Regions from separate parts of the Homo sapiens genome. Here all the other regions are linked to region 3. Evidence: chromatin loops called from intact Hi-C (ENCODE). Cell type or tissue: PC-9. All regions are shown on one strand. Region 1 overlaps LINC01949 (long intergenic non-protein coding RNA 1949). Region 2 overlaps LOC101929380 (a long non-coding RNA gene). Region 3 holds the start of LOC101929380 (a long non-coding RNA gene).

Region 1 (2,500 bases), 110 kb before region 3:
GAGCCAGATCCTGTCTCAAACAACAAAAACAGTCCTTATATTTAATCTCTCACAGATAAAAAAAATAGTATTTTAGCAATTATTAAAAAGTATCTTGTTTTTGAAAGAAATTTGTGCTATGAAAAGGGCATTTTGAATATAAACTGAAAAATTTTCCATTTTTAAGTGATACAGCTAAAAATTATTACAGCTTCTTTAAAATCCCCTTATCAGCATGCCTAACAAGATTTTTCTAATTTATTCTAAATCTTTCACATAAAGAATTCAGTGAGTTTTAAATTCATTTATTACATAAGAATATTATAACTTTTTATTAGTTTATAGAAAAGTTTAGTGACATCAGGATAAATTGATATTTATTATATGAAAGTTATGAAAACTTTTGTATAGTTGCTAAGTAGGATTAAAAAATGAGTATCAGAATTTGGTAAACACAGCCAGAGATACATTTCATTTGCACACAAATGTTTTTGTGAGGTTTCTTTTTCAGTTAGGAAAATCATTAAAATCATGTACTGATGTAAACTAAACTTAGTACCGGACTTTCAAATCACTTGATTCCAAAGTTTAAATCAAGGTTTTTAAAAATAAAGTATTTTCAATTATAAAATGATTAATAATTTTCTAGTGAGAGTAAAGATGTTTGAAATATTAGGCTTAGTTTATTTGATGTATATATTTAATCCTATAAAATTTCTTTTGTAATAACTATCTGCAGAGTAGCATATTTGTGATTTATAAATATTATATGCTCAGAATCCTTGATTGATAAGAGCATATGATTAAAAAATGAAAACACATTGTAGAGTTATTCATAGTCACATATGTATGTAACTGAATATATATGATATATATAATATAAATAAATATATTTAAAATACATATTTATATATAAATATGTATTATATATAAATATATATCATATATTATATATAAATATAAACAAATATATATATATAAAGAGCCATGATACATTGTCTTTAGGACAATATCCTTCCAATCTTAGCTGATCAAGTACTCTGTGTTTTCCTATCCGGTTTTACTACCCATGACTTCTTGGCGGTAATTCCTATCTACCTTCCTAATCATTTCTCTTCATTCACTTAATACTTCAACTACTGACTCACTGCCTTCCTGTACATCTTCATTCCTGTCATTGTTCTTAGTGATTCCAAGAACCATGTAGAAGAAACACTCTGAACTTTAGCTTCTCTATTCCTTGACCTCTCCTCTTTCAATGTTTTCCTCTATCCCACCTTTGCCACCTATCACAAGACCACTGGAACTTATCACCACTAATGAAACCACCTGGTAATTCTTTATTTGAAGCATCCTACTTTATGACCATCACCTCCTGTTCTTCTAATTCATTTACCTGAGTCTTCCATTGCTGCAGTTCTTTAGCCCTATTGTAATCTGCAAACTACTGTTTTCCTTGTTTGAACTTCAGTAGCTTAACATTGGTAGAAAATACTAGGGTGACTGATAACACTTGAAATTCATCACAAAAACTTCAACTAGCCATTCAATACTGCCTACCATTCTTGTATGTTTTTCTAGCAGATTTGCTTTTGACTTTCTCAGATGACAGTTGAAAACCTGCACTTCACCCTTCACACACCTTCCCTGCTTAACTGAGAAAACAGAAGGTATCCGCTGGGCACAGTGACTCAAGCCTGTGATCCCAGCATTTTGGGAGGCTAAAGTGGGAAGATTGCTTGAGCCTAGGAGTTCCAGACCTGCCTGGTCAACATAGCATGATCATGTCCCTATTTAAAAAAAAAAAAATTAGCCAGGCATGGTGAAGCATGCCTATAGTCCCAGCTACTCTGGAGGCTGAGGCAGGAGGATTGCCTGAACCTAGGAGTCCAAATGACTGGGTTTGTGAAGGCTACAGTGAGCCATGACTGTACCACTGTACTTCAACCTGTGCAGCAAAGTGATACCTTGTCTCAAAAAAAAAAAAAAAAAAAAAAAAAAAAAAAAAAAAAAAGAAGAAGCAGAAGAAAAAAAAGAAAGAAAAGGGAAAAGAAAATAGAAAACATTGAAGGTAAACTCCCTCATCTTCCCACACGAAATCTAACCAAACAGAAACTTTGTCCTTTTTGTTACAGTGAAGGAAATATCTCTGCCATTATCAAATGCAAATCTTCCTATTTTTCTCTGGATTTAATCCCCTCTTGCTTGTCATGGACTAGGAGTATTTGCTCCTCTGCTCCTCTATCTAGCAGCATCACTCTCACCCTTTCTGTTAGATCATACCTATTAACGTATCTGACATGCCCCATGTTAAAAAAAAAAAAAAGTAAACACACTTCTGTTGATTCCATCTTATTTTCTGGATACTGCCCTATTACTTTTAATTCTTCTATTTAACATCTTAAACATGTTATCAATGTTCACTATCACCACTTTCTTTCTTCCAATTAATTATTCACCCCATTCTAATGTAGCTTCTGTTTCCACCTCTGCAGTGAGGTGGACCTTTGTCAAGGTCTCC
Region 2 (2,500 bases), 90 kb before region 3:
CAGAAATGACTGAGGATTGGCAAACATTGGCATAGAATAATAAGAAACTTGACCTAGTTGTCTGAAGGAGATTCTGGCAACTAACTTATTAGCTAACCTTGGGCCCATCACTAAATGATTCTGGTTTCAGTTTTCATATCCTCTAATTGAACAGTTTGAGCTAGATAATCTCTAAGATATTTTTTAGGAATAAACTGCAGAATATAATTATAATGTTAATAAAGATGAAGGTGAGGGTAAGATTAAGATAAATTTTACTGGCTGGAAATATGTCTTCAGGCCAATTAGATTTTGTGCCTTTGATTTTCAGGTGAGTCTCTCCAGAGGCACAGTGATCAAGTCAGCTAAATTTATTATTTGTGTATTCCCTCTCTCTTTTTATGACTTTTCCTTCTCCTTGGTCTCTTCTAAGTAGCCAATTTCTGCTTGATTCTCCAGTCTACCCAGAGAACTCTGAGGCCCCAACAGTCATCCCAATCTGAGGTTTCTAGGGTGGGTCTAACTTCTGTCTTTCTTACTGTTCTTTCTAATCAGAGTGCACCTATATTGGTGAACTGGCACTATTGGGACTATTTCTGCCCCCATACCTCCATGTTTTTTTGTTTAGTTTTGTTTTTAAAGGAATCCTCTATGTTCCAAGCCTAATCCTGAGGCAGTCCCATCACAGCCTCCAGGTATGGGATGGCAAAATATTTGCCAGAAATTCCCCCTGATAATTTTGGCATTCAGTCAGGTTGTGCCTCTGAAAGACTCACTATACAATGTAAAGTAAGCCCATTTTCCATTCACATATTTAACTGTACTTTTCTCTTCTACATTTTTAGTCAAAGATTGATTTTTGGTACAGGTATTCATACAAATTCAGTCCACTTTCGACTGAGATCAATGTGGGTTTCCCAACTACATTTTTTTTTTCATCTAGCTATGCTATATGTGATTTTGTTTCTACCACATTAGAGAGTTTTTATTTCTTCTTGGTTGGCTGGCTTCCCAGTAGATCCAGATATTGAAAAACAGGTTAGATTAGTTTAGTCCATGTCTGTCAAGCTCAAGTTCTTGAGGTGGAGGAAATGATTTAAATAAATCTCACTCATTTTGAAACAGCTCTATCAAAGGCTGTCTACAGAATAAGGCCTGTCGATTTCAAAATTACTATCATAAATGAATACCATGGCAGTCTGCTGCCAAATTTTAAAATTTCCTTTAGGTGTCTGTTTGCCAAATCTAAATACCAGCCTTTCATCACCATTTAATTAAAAAAATCTAGAATATGAAAATTCAATGAGAACTATTTCTGCTTATTTGTCTATATGAGTGCTTTTATTTATATTTAAGAAAAATATTGCAAGTATAAATCACCCAAAATACACAATTTGTATGAGGATCACCTCCAAAAGGCACTGGCTGTGGAAAAAGTAGTCTCTTTCCCTTTTATATATTATGTGATGCTAACGTTAATTGTTCTTCAATTATAGCTGGACTAGCAAAGCAAGTGTGCTAAGGTAGGTATGAGGAAAAGTGGAATTTGGGAGACTTGTTATACTCAGTTACGATGGGTTTAAATCTGGTTTATAGTTGCTATTATAATTATTTTCTTTTTTTTTAAATTTTAGCCCATTGGTCATAGAAAAGGATTATCTGGGATTGTTTGGCTAACTCAGAGAATTCAAGAGAAGGTTAGGAAGTTTATTTTCCTCCAAGTACATTAATAATAAAATAACAATGACTAAGGGCTTAGTTATGATTATCTGTGCTTTCAGTCCCATTTCTCTTTTGGATGAATGTGAAGCAAAGTTAAAGTAGAAAGCCAAGAAAAGAGCTAACCTCTATCTAGCTCAGATCCTAATTTTTTTTTTTAAAATTCAAGTCATTTATTTGCTCCAGTTAGCTGAATTATATACTGTGCTACAGACCTTATACTCTGACTTCTGGGCTTGGTTCTGTGAGCCTGGGAGGCTGAATAGAAATTAGTAAGTTTGGCGTTTTGGGGGACAAATGATACAGAGATTCAAAATGCACATCCTAAATACCGTCTTGGTCAGGTCACTTCACCTCCCTTAGTCTCAGTTTTCTCATTAGTAAAATAGGAAAATAATACTTCCCTGTAGGGGGTGCTTAGTGTAAAGATTAAAGTTGATTTATATGAAATGCATGATGCTTGGCAATGTCAATGTTTAAAAAATGTTCGTTGTAATAATTCATGTAAGTAACAGTAAGCTATAAGTATAGCCTGTATTATTTGTAGATGTTGGCTGTAATAATTATCATTGTTCAAATCAAAGCCAATTCCTAGTTCTTAGCCTTATGGTAGGACATTTTTCTCTGCTACTGTAATAGTGTTGGAACCATAAACCTTCCTTTTAATTATATGTTATGCAAGTGGAACAATTAGTAATGGCTTTATAAAGATTACAAATCTACTTATAAAATAAATCAACCACATAGGAATACCTTCATTATCCATTTTCTTACACTGGGACCTAATTACTTTTAAGGCTCC
Region 3 (2,500 bases):
TGGTAGTGCAGGTGTTTGACAATGGTGGTGAGATTAGCATGGTAGTACTGGAAATAGTAATTAGATTCTGGATACACTCTGGGAGTAGGGTCTACATATTGAGGGTTTGGATATAGAGAACAAGGGGAAGAGAGGAATCAAGCATCTCCCCTAGGATTTTGCCTTGAGCTGCTCGTGAAGTGGAAATGCATTTACTGAGAGAAGACTGGGGGAGAACAATTTATAAGGGAGGAAATTAGAAGTTCTACTCCAGGTATGTTAAGTTTAAAATGCCTATTACTTGTCTAAGCGGATCTTGACTACAAAACTGTCTGTAGTCTCAGCAAACGAGTTCTGTGGGCAATCAGCATTATTCTCTTTTTCTTGCCTTCCTGCATATTCGTAGCTTGAGGGAAAAATAGAAAAAAAAAATTCACTTGTTTATTCATTCAACAAATATTTATTAAACCATCTATTCCATAAACATTTATGCTAGGCACTGTTCTAGCAAATGTGGATAGGGGAATAAACAAGTTCTATTTTGTATCAAACTTTTTTTCCTTTTCAGGTTTAGTTTCAAGAGTGTGGGTGAAAAATGGATGACTCATTTCCGTTCTTTACTAGCTGGTCCAAGGCTGGCAGTTTGGTCTCTGTTGCCTCACTCTTCTCTGGTATGCAGTAGAAACATTCAGAAATAGACTTAGTAGCCTGGATATACAATGTCACCTGCCAAAGTCCTTCAATACCATAGTAATGAATAAAAAATGAATGGTACTAATTGATATATATTTCCTCCCATTTATTCATCCTATGTTTTTGTTTTTCTATTGTGTATTATTTTTTAAAGTACCAGAATAAACTAATGTCTTTGAGTTTGTGATGACTAATAGAAACAGTTGGATATAGAAATAATTCAGTTTAAGTCAGCCAAAGAAACACCAAAATGTTTCTGAGTAATTGGTTATTGCAGCCTTCTTAGTATTTCATTAGGGATAAATTGAGGTTTCTGAATCTAAGAAATTACCTGGTGCTTTTCAATACTGATATGATAGATTTTGATACCACTTGCTTAATATAGGAACATTTCCTGTTTTTCTTCTAGAGAACTCTGAATTAAAGAGAGAAGCAGAGATGAAAATAACTTCTCATTTGTGCTTTGAAATATTTCTTGTCCTAATTAAAATTCAGGCAAGCCAAATTTGATACCATAACATAGAGTCAGCCTGACCACTCAGCTTCCCTTAATATTCTGCATCCCCTCACCCTTCTTTAAAACTGGTTCCTCCAGTTTGTATCTGAATGATGCTATCATCACAGTGAGTTGTGCCAAACTCAGATTACTGTATGCTATAGTCATCGTCTGGTTTCCTGTCTAGTGAAGAAGCATTTCATGGTGGTTAATAGCACTGGCTTTAGTCAATTAGGCTAGGATTTGAATTCTGGCACTGCTGTTCATTGGCTGGATGACCTAGGGCAAGACACTTACTCTTTGTATCTCGATTTCCTCATCTGTGTTGATGTGTGAGACTTAAATGAGCTAATGCAGGTAAAGTCCCAAGCACAAGGCCTATCACCAGGTAGGCATTTGTTCATATGCTTAAAACCTATTTGAGTGTCAGGCACTGTTCTGAGCTCTGGGATAAAGCAAGCACAAATTAGACAAACTTCCTGCCTTCATGGTCTTTTTATTTTGGCATTCCATAACCTCAATTCCCTTTCTTATTTTCTTTCTTTCCTGGATGGCTCTGAGCAAAATAGTCATGTAGCAAAAAATGGGCACTTTATCATATTCTTACTCTTGTGTGTGACACAGCTAGTGTATTAGTCCATTTTCATGGTGCTGATAAAGACATACCAGATACTGGGCAATTTACAAAAGAAAGAGGTTTAATGGACTTACATTTCCACATGGCTGGGGAGGCCTCACAATCATGGTGGAAGGCAAGGAGCAAGTCACATCTTAGGTGGATGGCGGCAGGAAAAGAGAGAGAGGACTTGTGCTCTCTCTCCCGTTTTTAAAACTGTCAGATCTCGTGAGACTTACGAGAACAGCAAGGGAAGACCCACCCCATGATTCAGTTATCTCCTACTGGGTCCTTCCCACAACACGTGGGAATTATGGGAGCTACAAGATGAAATTTGGGTGGGGACGTAGAGCCAAACCATATAAGCTAGTGTCCGTGTTGCCCACCCTTGCCCACCAAGCTCCACCCATGCTCCACTTCCCCACCTAGGATGTCTTTCCCAGCAGTGCCTCCCAAGTGGGGCTTCTATGCACAACTTGGTGCCCTGCCCTATCCACACTCACCTGCATACTTTGTATCTTAGTCCCTGCCTTCTCAGTCATGTAAGTCAACTGATACTGAGTTTCTAGTAACTAGTATAGACCAAATATATACCCCTATTGAGAGCTTTGCTTAGTTCCCTAGAAATGAATCTCTAGAAATAGAAGATTGTAATTTGTGGAATATTTGAGAGAGGAGAGGGCTTCAGAGAAGCTGCTGTGTCTGACTGTGATCAC

Evidence for each region. Hi-C counts contacts between places; a loop is a spot of excess contacts. Peaks named below come from ENCODE experiments on the same cell type or tissue, not always from the same donor. Only the 100,000 strongest peaks of a DNase experiment are listed, where the experiment ranks them.
Region 1: a loop joins it to region 3, with 6 times the contacts of the local background. A loop is called at or near these places in 3 of 110 quality-filtered maps.
Region 2: it touches region 3 in a loop (3-fold over the local background); 3 of 110 quality-filtered maps call a loop at or near these places.

The regions. Positions count from the first base shown.
Region 1 is chr5:87,228,599-87,231,098 of GRCh38, reverse strand. All of the region lies in intron 2 of LINC01949 (long intergenic non-protein coding RNA 1949), which reads left to right. The region is part of intron 2 of LOC101929380 (a long non-coding RNA gene); the gene reads right to left. Among named protein-coding and RNA genes, the nearest start is that of LINC01949, 9.4 kb to the left of the region's middle. RefSeq lists an enhancer at 1-20. In PC-9, no CTCF peak of the experiment used is centred here; a DNase peak (open chromatin) is centred at 1,108.
Region 2 is chr5:87,209,483-87,211,982 of GRCh38, reverse strand. The region is part of intron 2 of LOC101929380 (a long non-coding RNA gene); the gene reads right to left. Among named protein-coding and RNA genes, the nearest start is that of LINC01949, 28 kb to the left of the region's middle. In PC-9, no CTCF peak of the experiment used is centred here; a DNase peak (open chromatin) is centred at 1,032; H3K27ac peaks cover 1,236 bases.
Region 3 is chr5:87,119,574-87,122,073 of GRCh38, reverse strand. MIR4280HG (MIR4280 host gene) reads left to right here. Exons shown (of 2, transcript NR_186582.1): 1 at 1-253. LOC101929380 (a long non-coding RNA gene) reads right to left here and starts at 1,926. Exons shown (of 4, transcript NR_105018.1): 1 at 1,880-1,926. In PC-9, no CTCF peak of the experiment used is centred here; DNase peaks (open chromatin) are centred at 623 and 1,353; H3K4me3 peaks cover 500 bases; H3K27ac peaks cover 2,500 bases.